2 separate regions of the Mus musculus genome follow, and region 2 is linked to region 1. Evidence: chromatin contacts called from ENCODE Hi-C or POLR2A ChIA-PET data. All regions are on one chromosome and are shown on one strand. The core of a region is the stretch at or near the end of the contact, and the rest is flanking DNA. Distances in the headings are between cores, read along the strand shown.

What was found. A loop is a pair of places that touch in the nucleus more often than their neighbours do. ChIA-PET counts read pairs that join two places held with the same protein, here RNA polymerase II (POLR2A).
Region 2: a loop to region 1 is called in a map of left cerebral cortex, with 2.5 times the contacts of the local background. The contact joins two enhancer-like sites. A Hi-C loop is called at or near these places in 1 of 37 maps with a recorded cell type or tissue (left cerebral cortex). POLR2A ChIA-PET finds 5 or more read pairs at or near these places in 1 of 5 experiments (embryonic stem cell).

What each region holds. Positions count from the first base shown.
Region 1 is chr15:30,641,799-30,648,717 of GRCm38, reverse strand. Ctnnd2 (catenin (cadherin associated protein), delta 2) reads right to left here. Exons shown (of 23, transcript NM_008729.3): 7 at 1,394-1,949. Among named protein-coding and RNA genes, the nearest start is that of Gm31841, 37 kb to the left of the region's middle. Within about 2 kb of position 2,188, at least 1 of the 3 ENCODE cell types and tissues checked has a DNase peak (open chromatin) inside an H3K27ac peak, as active enhancers do; it is left cerebral cortex, where a contact is called at or near this core.
Region 2 is chr15:30,737,123-30,744,758 of GRCm38, reverse strand. All of the region lies in intron 9 of Ctnnd2 (catenin (cadherin associated protein), delta 2), which reads right to left. Among named protein-coding and RNA genes, the nearest start is that of Gm41283, 57 kb to the right of the region's middle. Within about 2 kb of position 4,302, at least 1 of the 3 ENCODE cell types and tissues checked has a DNase peak (open chromatin) inside an H3K27ac peak, as active enhancers do; it is left cerebral cortex, where a contact is called at or near this core.

The DNA of each region.
Region 1 (6,919 bases), core at 939-3,438:
GCCACTCTCTGCTTCCCCACAGGTATACAGTGTGACAGCACATGTCTGTCACACATCAGCAGGTGAGGGAAGAGGTGGGACCCCCTCCCTCAACAAACAAACAAACAAACAAACAAACACCACCACCAACAACAAAACCACCCTTCTGTTTTCCACCAGGCAAACACAGAAATGCAATGGGCTTTAGAAGTCTACAGACCCCTAACTCCTTGCATCTTCTCTATGGTGGCTGGGGGATGACCAGGGTGACCTCTCACCCCTCTGATTCTTGGTATGATCTCATAAACATAAAGCTTGTTGCCTGTTTCCTAAGATGCTCTTCAAACTAGTGGCTACCTTAGAAGACATAGCTGGGCATTAATGATTGGCTACCTCCAAAATCCCACTCTCCAGGCACAGCAGTGAGACAGATTATTCTCTGCAAACAAACCGAGCACAGTCCTGTGGGCAGCATATCCCAGCCTGCATCCCACTAAGCCAGCTAACCAGCTAACTAGCTAACTAGTCTTTGCTGGTGATTACTGTGTTTGAATTAAAGAAGTCCTTGGCCACCTGCCTTGTGCCTGTGACAAGTTCCCTTTTTTTTTTTTAATCCTATTTATCTTCACAGTCATCTATTTGTGTCAAGACAAGAAGCATACGAGCACAGCATCTGTTACTAGAGTCACAAAATTACCAAATACTTCTAGAAGGAAAGAAATAGGCGATAAATCCAGATTACATGTCAGGTGTCTTAGGAGGGAGCATTAGTCTTTCAATCACAGTGTCTTGTTTAAACTGAGCATATGGCATTGACAGCACAGTCGCCAGCTCAGCCTGGTCTGTAATAGGGACAGGCACCACAGAAATGTCACCTCTTCTGATTTGGCAGAAGAAAGCAGCCTCTCCAACTCAGACAACCCCCGTCCCCCGCTGAGCCCCTATAATGAAGTAGGTAACCATTGAAGATGCTTCCCGTTGGTTACTTTTACTCTGCTGCTGCTGCTGCTGCTGCAACCTATGTAAATTCAGAATCTGATTTGGGGGGAAAATATATAACTTTTTGTGGCAACTAATACTGATCATACCCACTGGGAGAGCTACTTGATTTCTTTCTGCATGTAAGCAACAGGTCTGTGTGGTCCTACTAAATTAACCTCCTTGCTGGGTTTAAGTCTTCAGACTTTAGGGAGGGACAAGGGAAGGCAGTCAGGTGTTAGAGGCAGACAGACCACATGATAGGCACACCTGAAGAGAGACGCTGACAGTCTTTCCAGACAATCCCTGACAACCCGACAGCCCCGGAATCTGAAAACTGGACCCAAGACATGCCCAGCACTGCTGCTTGGATCCAGTCTCCCTGGTTCCCCGCCAAGCGTCCATGTGAGCCACACCAGAGCGCCCAGCCCCTTACCTGCCAGGCTGCCCGGCCTCTGGAGGGTGGCGGTGGCATACAGCTCCTGCGAATGCTTGCTGTACTGCTCAGACGCGTGGACCAGGCGCTTGGTGGGCGACAGGGTGGCGTAGGTGCCGATGGTGGAGCTCAGCTGGTGGATGGGCGAAGAGGAGATGGTGGACTGCACGGTGGGGGGCGAGGTCACGCGGATCGGGGACAGGCCGGCCGAGGACACGACGATGTTGATGGGCGAGCTGGTGCTGTAGGACTTAGCCAGGCGGCTGGGCGACTGCTTGGGCGAGGAGCCGCGCGGCGCGGCGTAGGCGGCACCCTCGGGGGCCGAGCCTCCGCGCTGCAGCTTGGTGGGTGAGCCGCCCTGCGTGGTGGTCAGCGGGGAGCCCCCGCGCGGCGGCGCGGGCAGCGTGGAGCTGGAGTAGTAGAGCGCCGCGGCGGCGGGCGGCGCGTCGGGCAGGTGGAAGGCGCTGCCCAGGCTGGGCGCGAACGGTTCCCGCGGAGGCGGAGGCGGTGGCGCAGGCTCGGAGCCCGCCAGGTGCCCCGCGCGGCCGGTCGTGCCCTGTGCCGGGAGGGAGAGCAGAGAACAGGCGCGCTCAGAGGTGGAGAAGCAGCCGCCCGCCCGCCCGCCCCGCCCGGCTGCAGAAGACAACTTCTGCGCCCAGGCTACGCGTGGAGAGGGACGCGAACCCACGCCCCAGCACGTTCCCAGCCCGGTTCCTTTCCAAGGAGGGAAAGGAGCGGGTTAGCAGAGGCCCGCTGACAAAGAGGCGAGAGGCATGCGTCTGCTCCGAGTTCCAAGAGGTTTTAGTCACAGGAGAAACATTTAAAGGCCACCCAACCGGTGATCTCTCAGAACGCCCTCTCTCTCTCTCTCTGCTAGCTTTAATGAAAACTCCAGGCATTAAACGCTCCCATTATTCCAGGAGACACACTTTCAGCCACCGAAAACTGACCGAATTGCGTACTTAGACCGGGACATAAAAGATGCACTACTTAGAATTTATTCTGCTGTCTTGCCGTTAAGACTTTTTGGTCAAGAGTTAAACGGAGGGAAAAGTGCTACGTCACGAGAGTAAGCTTGGTTTTTCAGTTAAAAAAAAAAAAAAAAAAAAAAAAACTAGAGGAAACAGATCAATTAAAATTGGAAACACTAAAAGTGCTTCCTTTTCTGGTTATTAAAAGTGTACTCTAGATGTCTCAGAACAACACCTCTGCTGTTGTGTCTTTCGACTGAAAGCCAGTTGCTTTCTTTGACTTACAAGAACACAAAAGACCAGGGCTGGGGTGGAGTTAGAAAGACAGTTTCCTCTAATCTTGCTCAGAGACAAATCTGCATTAGAATGAAAATACCCAATTGTCATCTACTTATGGGCAGAATGACTAGATTCTCCAAGCTTCACCCAGGGCAGGAGAAAGGGTCTGGGGGAGTCCCTGGTGTGAAAAGCTAGTAGCATCTCACACTGTGTGAGAGAGAAGCTGTCATGGAAGGGTATGGAAGGAAGAATGCTGGTTGGGCTGGGAAGAGAGCAAGGAAATGAAGGGAGGGGGGAAGAAGAGCTGATAGATGCTCTCCACAGGAAACTTCCGTTGTACCTCTGCCCTTTGGGGTGGTATTTGGCAAGTGGGAGGCTGGGCACTTTATCTGAGCACACACAGCATTCCAAATTGTCTGGAGAAACACTGAGGATGTACCGAGGAAGCATCAAGATACTGAATTAAGAACAAGTTGGGACTCGGGGAGACATCTTAGTAAAATCTTGTCTCCTAAGCCTGATCCCTGGCACCCACATTTCACTGGGCAAAAGGGGTTAGTGCTACACTGCACTAGGGAGGCAGGCAGTCTGGCTGTTACTGGACAGCCAGTTTAGTCTCTCTTTTAGAGGTCAAGACCAATGAGAGAGACTTTTTTGGGGGCCAAGGGGTGGGGGTGGGGGTGGGGTGGGGTGGGGTAGGGGATGGGAGGGTGGGGTGTTGGGGTGTTGTAGTGTTGATGTACAAAACCCAGGGAGGCTGTCTTCTGACCCCACCCCAACATGAGTAGAACATGTCAATGCACCCTCATGCACGTGTACACAAACACACACTAAGCACAGCATTTTATGAGGGAGACAACTCTTTGCTGAGAGACACTCTCTGTGGGAGGTATATATGTGTATTTCTACTACACACATTTGTTTATATATAATGTATATGTTTAATATAAATTTCATAAGTGCATTACATATCCCAATCTGAACTGGAATTATTTTAAGCTTACCACAAGGTGTGGGATGCGAGCTCCATGCGCTTGCTTACAGGAGTCTCTCTAGCAACCACAAGAGAACCTGATCCACAGAGAGACTGCAGTGACGTTTACTCAATCAATGAAGGAGTGATTCATAAATTTGGCCTGAGGTTTTGGCTTTGAGAGTTTGAAGAATGTGCAAGCTCTGGAGAACTCCTGTGTCTTCCTGAATCCCATTGCTATGGTCTAATATCAAACTAAGAAGCGTGGAGTTGCTCCCTTAGCAGGACCATAAGAGACCGGGCTTCTGAAACTAAACTATAGGTGAAAATTGTCAGGGAACTTCTCAAAAATATTGGAACAGCTAAGATTTACCCTAGACATTTAATTCCGAGCCTTTGATGGTGGTACCTAAGCATCAGCTAAGTAAGCCAGCTTCCCAGCAATGCCCAACACACATGAGAACCAGATCTCAGAGTGGTGGATTCCAGAGTGCGCTGTCTATTTACCAAACAACAGCCTCACTGCCTTGAATAGAACAGAATCACTGGTGGGGGCCAAGCTACTTCTGTAGGACAAGCTGTCTAGGTGATTGAAGTCTCCACCAAACTTTGAGAACCAACAATGGCAGACCATCTGGTTCTGGGCATCTGAAGTGGGTCCTGGGGTTGATAACAGTCTGTCAAGGGAGGTAGATGGTACTGATCCTAAAAATTCTGACAAGCACACAGACATTTTCCCTCTGAGGCTCCACTCTGTTGTTGACTAATATCTCTATGACCTTGTATCTGGCTAGCGAGTGGTGGGAGAGCCTCACACAGGAAGATAATGGCGGAAACATTAAGAATAGGGAGTCCCCTGCTTACAATAAACTCTATTATGTCTTCTATGACACAAATAATGGCCTTCTATTATATTAACAATGGCATTAGAGAGGGCATTCTTTTTTAATGAATAATGATAAATGTGCCTAATTTAAGTGCAGCTGTCTTTTTAGTGGTGAATGGAGGTTGATACAGAGATTATATAATCGGTCACAATACAAAGAATAAGTGATTTTGATCTGCTCGGTCCTGAGCTGTACTCCACCGCCTCCTCTCAATACTCAGGAACATCATGGAAGAAGGAATGGAAAGATTCTAAGTCAGAGAATAGGGAAGAGCGTTATGTGATAGTGTCTTCTAGCCACAACAGGGACATCCCAACAGTAACTCACAGAGGCTGTGGCTGCCTGCACAAGACCTTAGTAAGATCAAGGCAGGCTCAGCATGAACAGGAGAGTATCCCAAAGGGTTCCACGCAGGAGATGCTGAAAGGTAATTCTTAGCGAGGGATGGAGGATCTGTGTTCTTCTGGGGTATAATCCTGGCAGGTTGTCTATGCTCCAGTAGATGACCCTACATTTATGCTCGTATGAGCAGCACTGTCCCGACTGGTTGGGTTGGGTTTCAAACAAATGAGAAGGGGACAGAGATGAAGTTGGATGGGATATGCGGGGTTCTGGGAAGGGGACGGGACAAATAGCTGTGAAGGTGGGGAAGGGGTACAACTGTAAAACATTGTGTGCATGGATGGAATTCTCAATGGAAGCTAGTGTCGAGACCTACAACACATCAAAATGCATAGCTAAAGGACTGTGCTATGCGTAGCCCCACATGGTAAAGCAGCCCTTCCATTTAAGGCCTCAGGGTTGTTGCTGGAGAGAGGTGGTAGGTTTGTAAGAGTCAAAGGACAAGACAGGACATCAGCTAGGAGACCATGTCTTTTATGTGACAGGGAAACTGCACCCGTGAACTCTCAACAGCATGGCTGCCTAAACATGACCTGAAAAATGAGTTGACATCCCAACACATCAGTGAGGATGGAGGAAATCTCACACAGCCACAGCCCTAGATGGAGAGCTACAGACCGCTGACAGAGGGAGGCTTCGTTCTCTCCATGGCTGAGCTCCTGGCAAATTCAATCCTAAGTGGTTATCCCTACGTGTGCATAGAAGCACCACTAGGTGGACTTGGCCATGCGTGTACATGCATGCGTGCATGTGTGTATAAAACAATAATAATTAAAGAAGAGGAGGTTGAACATTTGCGATTCAGGAGTTGGGACATGGAGAGGGAACAGAGGAAATAATGTAAATACAGTTAGTTCACTTATGTAAAAGATTTGAAAAAATAATTTAAAAGGAACTAATTTAATTAATAAGCTAATTTACCAATAAAGTGGGATAAGTACTCAATATTTATGTATTTGACTTATGTGTATCCCAGGAAAGCTATGGTTTGTAAATACCTTGCCAGGTTTTTTGTTTGTTTGTTTTTGTTTTTTTGATCTGCTGGAACATGCAATTTGAGAGTACTAATTATGTTGGATATTAGCATTTACAAACTTTCCTTAAATGTTCCTCAAATCTGTAGAAGTTTTGGAAAATGCCAGATGACCGTTAGACATTTTGAATGTCTAAGTCAAAAACAGACATATAGGAGGATCTTGGTAAAAAGTTTATAGAATTTTTAACAAGAAAAAGGGAAAGGAGAAAGAAGCGGTAAGATTTTATATTGTCTCTGAGGCAGTAAGCGGTGTTATTCAGTGTGTGTGTGTGTGTGTGTGTGTGTGTGTGTGTGTGTGTGTGTGTGTGTGTGTAATAAAATACAAATTTAACCCAGCCTGCTGTCTCTGTGTGTTTAAACACCCCTATCACTCAGCAGTCTCACTACACAAGCCTTATTGGTACCCATTGAGCAGCATGGTCCCATCCACTTGCTTTAGGCCTGGTAATGTCCCAAACTGGCATGTCCCAATTTAGCACTCACTAGCCAGACAGGCTCATTGAGGGCCTCAAATGCTGCTTGTCAATGGAAGCACTGGATTTAGCGTGCACATGATTAATCCCAATTCACACAGCCACACGTAACCAGGGTCTAACTTATTGGGCTGCACAGCTGCACCAGCTCATCTATAGCTCATAACAAATGGTCCAGGAATGCTGTGGTCCATCACTGTGGCTGATGGAGTAATAAATGTCGAAGAGCAGCTCATCATTTGCACAAAAAATGGGAACCTGGGAGCACACATTTGCTTTTGTTTCACTGTATAAATTCATTTAGTGCCTCTTGGCCAGTTTGGGAGACATAAGGCTATAGTTTAAGTCTACTTCACAATTCATAGGATAGCTTATCCTAACCCATTGTTGACTTAAAAAAAAATACACACACAGTAGATGGAAAGAACTTAGTCCACTCATCTACGGGTTAAGCTGTACCTCAAACATAATTTCATACAATAAAATTGTAAGTCTACTTTTCAAA
Region 2 (7,636 bases), core at 3,053-5,552, 94 kb before region 1:
GACATTCTCTCTCATTGTTTCTCATCCATAGCCTCACCTTTACCTTCCAGTCAAGGAAACATAGATACTCTTTTACAAATACGTGTCGCTAACGGGATTTTCATCAGCCTTTATTTTTCAGTTATCAGGCTACCTGACTGAAATGCTTAGTTTGATCATTTGTTTTGATCTAACATGTAGTCTAAAACTCTTCGTCGTTCTTCTGAACAACAGTTCCTCAGGGTGCAGATTGAATAGCATCACCCAGAAGGCCATGTTGCAATCTGCATCCCTGTAATTTGTGGATTTGACCCTATGTGGATAAATGCACTTTGTAGATACATTAAGTTAATATATCATAACGGTGTGACTGAGCTCTGATCTAGTGACCGGTACCTCTCTCTCAAGAGGGGATTTGGGAGCCAGATCTCCTGAAGATAGGCAGATGAAAAAGGCAATGTGAGTTCAGGGCAGACACTACAGTGACACATCCTGGCCAAGGAAAGCCAGGCTCCTCTGCCCAGGGAGCCGGAGGAGGTAGCTTCCCTAAACTGGAAGCAATCTTCCTTGAACCTTTGGAGACAGAAGGACCATGCTGACACCCTGGTTTCAGACATTTGCCTTGAGAGTGTGAGATAAGAAATCCTGTTGTTTCTACCACCCAACTTGGCAGTATGACTTAAGCAGGCCAGTGCCTGACATACTTGTACAAGTGCCACCACACATATTTTAACTATCAAATCTGCTTAACTAAGAGACAAAAGCAATGAAAACTTAGTTTATAAAATATTTTCAAAGAGAAATATTTTAAACTTACATACTTTTCTGAGAACTTTCATACTATTTCATCTGATGCCCTCCACAACTGAGCTTTGAACAGGTAAGTTAAACTAGATTTAATGAAACTATAATAATAGATACTTTAATGGATAACATATATAGATTATTTATAATGTGTCAGGTCCATGATGAAGACTTAATAACTATACTACAGATGCATATGTACATGCATAAGATTTACACATATGAAGAAGTCTTTTTCTTGTGGACAAATAATAAGTATTTTAGACTTTACCCGCACAAAGTCTCTGTTACAGTTATTTAACTCTGCCCCTGTGGCAGAAAAGCAGCCACAGACAGATGCAAACAAATGGGCCTGGCTTTGTGTTAATAAACCTTTATTGAAACAGACAGCAGGTGGGGCGGATTTGGCCAGTATACTGTAATTTGCTGACATAAGCTGAAGCTATCTGGGAAAGTTATATAGTGTTCACAGGGGAGGGAACTGAGATTGAAAGGCAAAAATCTTCTGTGAAATCATACAGCTTACACACAGTACTGGGCATCTATCAGCTGAACTCATTGGTGTAGCCACTCAGTCGTATGATCATCCAGGAAAGAACAATTTCCCACTTTGATCAAATGCATGTTCATTAACCAATGAACTTTCCAAAGTACTTCTGATATCTTTATTGTCCTCAGCAAAAGAGAAATTCAATGGCTTGTCAAAATAAAAACAAGTCCAGGCTAAGTTTTATCACGTCAGAAAAGAAATTAGTGCAAATGTCCTAAAGAACTGACAGACACTGCCAGAGAAGATCTAGGGAATGAGAAATGGAAGCTGATGGCTGGTCGTGCTTCAAACACTTTATGCATGAGACCAGAAGAAGAACGTGAGTGAGAGAAATAGGAAAACAGAAACTGAACAGATCATTCGCAAAACACAAACTACAAATGGCCAACGAGAAGGTGGGAAGTGTTCAGCATCCTTAGTCAACAGGAAAAACCACACTGGTACTGCAGTGAGGCTCCATCTTGCTCCGGTCTGAATGGTTATCATCGGAAAGATAGACAACAGGGGGCACTGTGAGCACAACCAGTATGGAAGTCAGTTTGGAGGTTTCTCAGTATGAAGAAGGAAGATCTCCCACGTTATATAGCTATGCTCCTCTTGGATATTCACACAGTGGAATCTAAATCATCGCCCACATAGATACCCTCACATTCATGTTTACTGCCACCCTATTTATAACAGACAGGTATCAGAATCAGTCTAGGTACCATCAACACATGGGGGTGGATAAAGGGAGGTGCGTGTGCACAGTGGAGAACCATCAACCCAAAAGGAGAGAAAGACGCCATTTGCAGGAGAATGGGTGAGACAGAGATCATCATGTTAACTCACAAAACAAATAGGACACTTTTTCTCATATGTGGAATATAGGTCTCTCCCCACCCCCACCTCTCCTCTTTGTCCTCCCTGCCCCCTGCAAACATACACTAAATGGGGAGTAGGATGCCAGAGGGCAATGGGGTGGATATGGTTACTATCTTGAAATGCATTTGCTTGTACAATGAAGATAGTCTAAACGTCTATTAAAGAAATCAGGAAAAGCCTGGTGTACATCTCCTGGACTCCACTGGGTTTCAAGCTGTAAAGCTAGCATAAGGACGTCTTTAAAGCTCAGTAGTATCACTAGAAATGGATATGCTTTCCCACAACGACGTCTCTTCTTTCCCTGCACAGGGGTCAACCTCTGCCAGCACTTACAGGTGTGGCCTTTTCTGTTGTCAGCACAAATGCTTTAAACAGCTGGATCTGTCGGATCTCTGTTCCCTTCATAGAGGAATTCCCCAAACTCCCCTTCAGTATTTGGCTGGATATCAGTCATTCTCAGAAGACATGTAAACATTACATTTTCTGATACTACTTGCAGAAACATTCATCATTCTCCCTATGTATGCTAGCTTTTAAAGCTTTCCTCTTAGTTAGCTGGTACTGGGGTGGGGCTTTCATAGTGCCACTTTACTAGTAGGTTTCAGAAATCTTTATCTGGCAGATATAGATAACTGATGTGCCCTTCATGTCAGCGCAGCAGGCCACCAATGCCATTCTTGGAACTGGTAACTTTGAAGACCACTTGGATTCTGTAGTCACATGTAAGTAGAATTTGTTTCTTGGAATACATCTTTGGCTGAACATTTGAAGTTGTGCCAATGGGTATTTTTCTCATTTCCATAATTATCAGAAATACGCACAAAAAAGCATAAAGCCTAAAAAATTAACTCCATAACCATACTTAGAACTTACAGTTGCTAATTGCCACAGCATGTAACTACCTTCTGTAGTGAATGCCACAGACTAGTGGAATTAAATTGATTAACCAGTCACCAGTGATTATTTTTTGTGCCATATTGAAACTGTGTACCCAAATGGATGAAGAACACTCACTGCAGGGTTTCCCCATACCTGGGCTTTCTGGGTACCTTCTGCCTGGGACCAAGCATCTTTAAAAGATGGAGTAACTGATTACATCTCTGCCTCCCCTTTACCTTTCACAATTAGCGGCACACTATTAACTTAATGCACATTTATCTACAACAATTCAAGTCAGACTGTGAGAGAATCTTCCTAGTCTATAATTACACTCCAGCATAATTAGCATAATTTCCACTGCACATATTTAATAAAGAAGCTGCCATCGCAGGTTGGCTTCCCATGTGGAATCTCTTCCAGAGAACAACACCAAGAGGAGACCAAGCCTCCTACTTTTAGCTGCCACGGATACGCCAAGCAGATCTGACACTGCTTTCTGTGAGCGATGAATCCTCATCATCGAAGAGGATGAGTGTGTGGGGATGGGGGGGGGGGGAATGGAGTTCCCCTAACAGGCCACTGTCTACCGAGGCACGTACAGCTGTGGGCCTGCTCTCAGTAGTTACAGTGGTGGCTAATGGGCAGAGAACAGCATCACTAGATGCTGGGAACTGACTACCTCCATCTGCAAACGCCAATACTACAGCTTCCTTTGGCTGTGCCTCTCCAGCATAGCCATGAGTGCCACAAACCCAGTCACCACCAGTGACCACTAGATGTCACCAGTCGTTAACTGAGACACAAATAAAGAAGCACTTTAAGAGATTTCTACCAGCCACCAGCTCTCTTGCGTGCGTACAGCCCCCTTGTGAGAGACTGATTAACAAAGAGAAGGATCCAACCCATTTGCTCAGACCTGAAATGTCAAATTCCCACCATGAAAATTTAAAAGACTGCATACATTTGGTACGTGTGTGACAAGTTTGTCCTGATAATAAGCAAAGCAAAAAAGAAAACCTGCGACATAAATGTCATGTTTCCCACGAACATTCTGTAAAAGGACTTAACAAAAAAGGGCTCTCACCAGTGGGGACATTTTAGCGAGATTCTTTCTTATGTCTATGGATTTAATACTCAGAGAAAACAAGAGACATTTTACTCTCACGGTGGTGAATGTGAAGTCGTGTACAAGAGAGAAGGAAGAAATCCCCATGGTGGGACAGAAAAATCCCAGTCCCTGCAAAGGAGTTATAAATGCTTGAGCAGTGGCTGTAAAGTTCCAGAAAATGCTGCTTTGAATGTCAGCATGGTCACCATTGAAGGTGGGATGCAGAGAAGGTGGACGAATTGGGTCTTCAGAGACATGAAGGGGCAACAAGAGTGTAGGTCTCCTCTGTGTCCTGCACATTGGCTCTTCCAGAGGCACTGAGAAGGTAAATCATGCAAATCCGTTAATGGCGACCAATGCACGCATGGAAGCATCTAGAAGAAACCACTAAGGCTTCAGTAAATGTGTGTGAGCATGCTCAGAGGTGCATGCGCATTGTATGCGGGTGTATGGGGAGGTTAAAGGTCAACCCCGGGCGTTGCTGCTCAGTGATGCTCACCTTCTTTTTGAGACAGGATCTCCTTTTTCCCTGGACCTCATCAGTTTGACTGGGGTCAAAAACCCTTTATCAACCAAGCTATCTTCAAAGCCCTAATAATTATAATTCTGAGGAATAGACTGAGTGAGTTAAGGAGTCAATTCTGTCACGTTTCTACTTCCTTAACTTTTAAAATGGCCTAGGAAGCACATATAAAATGTTACATAAAAGGTGCTATAAAATGATGGCCCATTGATATCATTATGATCTTTACTTTTTCTCACAGAAATACACTTCAACACTGAGAGTTCAGAAGCCTGTAAGCACTTGCATTGGTGGCCTGTCCTGGAAATTATTTTTTTTTCCTTTTAATATCCAATTTCCATGACACTGAGTTGTGTGTATTTTGACTCTTTTAAACATTTGCACTATTGCAAGTGCTTGCTAGCAACATGCTCACAGGTCACTGGGGAGAGAAACCAACTACGAATGTTTGCTTTCCTCGGTGATGCATTTCATACTCTACTGCTTTCTTTGAGCTTTAGTAAACATTTAATTTTAAAAAGTTATGTATATGTATATGTGTATATATATATATATATATATATATATATATATATATATTTGTGTATACACACACACACACACATGCATGCACACACATGTGCACATGTGAACCTAGTAGGATTTTTTCCATTACATTTTTTCTTGAAGTTTTGACATCCAACTATTCATGTGTATGACCAGAGACTATATGTATGTGTATGTGCATGTGTATGTATATGAACATATACACGCACACACACATACATACATACATACATAAACACATACATACAGTCTGCAAAGGGTAAATACATATCTAAAAAAAACACCTCTTGTTGGAAAGAGTTACTGTCTGAACTTGCTCTCTGCAGCTCCTTACAGAATGATTCTTACAGGAATAATCCCCATGCCCCACAAATGGCAGACATGTTCAGAACCACATACCCACTCCGAACTCCATATTATAAAACCATCTACTGATGCAAATTTTAGACGTGGAATCTTGAGCCGTGTGACTGTGTAGATCCTGGGAATACTCTCCACGCAGCAGTTAATGTCAAAACATTTTCCACTGAACCAAAATCAGAAAGTAAACCTCCACAATGAAACGGACGAAATTTGAACTATGCCCTCAATTTTGAGTCAACTTTCCATGAATACTAGGATATACTTGAATTAGTTCCTTTAGGGACTTCCTCTAAATGGGGTCATTTTTATTTTTATTTTGCTCATGAGCAGAAACTGTGAGTACAGTAGGGGTTTTCTCCATTATGGTTTTTTTTTTCCCCTGAAGTTCTGACATCCAGATACTCATGTGCATGCCCAGAGGCTCACACACTGAAGTGGTATGCTATATAATCAATCTATAGTAAGCCTAATTGCTGGAGAAATACACCATACAACATGTGACATGGGCTGTCAGATATATGATTGTATTTCTGTAAGACCATTAAGTATGTCCAAGGAAAACAATGTAGTACAAAAGGGAACATAAACCTGATATTCTAATGCTTAATTTCACATTTTCTTATCCTTCTCCAGTGTCACATTTCTGGTTAGACGGATTTTTACATGTCTGGGAAACCAAAGATAATGCAAAGCTCATGGAAAATACAGGATCCGGCTTCAGTACAGGGCACCGTTAGAAGCAGCTTCAGGAGGGATCAAGCTCCTTTCTCCTTAAATGGGTAACCAGCATTGTGCTTCTGGGCTGTGTCTCTTAATACTTTCTTTGTGTGGCTTTATTGGATTATTGCAACCCAATCCTTATTCCTTATTATCGTGAGAAAGCTTAAAACAGCAGATAAGAAGCCTCCAATAATAACACACTAGTAGACAAGAGCTAACCAAATACTAGCTGGCATAAGTACCATGTTTAACCAAAATAAAAAATATTTTTATTTTAATTAAATTGTGTTAAGTAATATTCCAATAATTACTAGGCCTTAGCACTTGGCGATAAGATTTTAAAACATGTAAGCTAAGAAAAGGAGCATGTTTTAGTATTTTAGCTTTATGTTTTAAGGTATTTAAACGGATAAGCTAAATATGAAATATTAACACTGTTGCTCAACTTGCCCAATCTTACATTTGTTAACGTATAATTAAGTAAAAACCAATAACCTAGTGGGAGTGGTACACTGAAAGGTTCTATTTATGCGGTTCTAAATCAATTTTGAATCACCTTTTGTGATTATTTAAAGGGCTTCACTGCCTTTGAATGAGTTGAAGTTTACAGTTTAGAAAAAAATACAAACAAATGCTTACATGGATGTGTGTGTGAATACATGTGACCTGTGTGAGTGTGTACTGACCACTAACTGTCTGAGAAGGTGGGCAATAATCTCTTTTAAAGAGTAAAGTTAGATTAAGAGGAAAAAAGTTTTATGATTTTAATTTTAATTAGTGATTTTTCTGAGTATTTGCCTTCCTTACGTCCACACATATTACATATTTCCAGAAAACAAACAAAATAAAAACAGCAGCGATAATGGTAACATTGTCTGCTTTGATATAGAGCATAATCTCATAATCCACGGGGGCTTCATTGCTATCAGATTTTATATTCTGATGAACAGAGACTATTGGACTTAGATGATACATTGAAAAGGATCATAGTATGTCTTTGAGAATATGATATTATTTATAAAACTAGGTGTAATTAACAAGTGGGTCCTCACCTAGGTATAGAGGGATCCAGCAACATAGTTGCTCTGGCAACGTATAACATGCAAATACTTTGTGTATCTATGTGATTTGGCTGAGATACAGACACCATGCAACACACCTTTAATCCCTATAGCACACCCTTAATATACACCTTTAATCCCCAACAATGAAAGTAATGTTAGTTTATGGAAGGAAACAGCCATGTTTGAAAGTGATATTTAATAGAGGGCACACAAAGTGATGAATCAAAGATTTGACA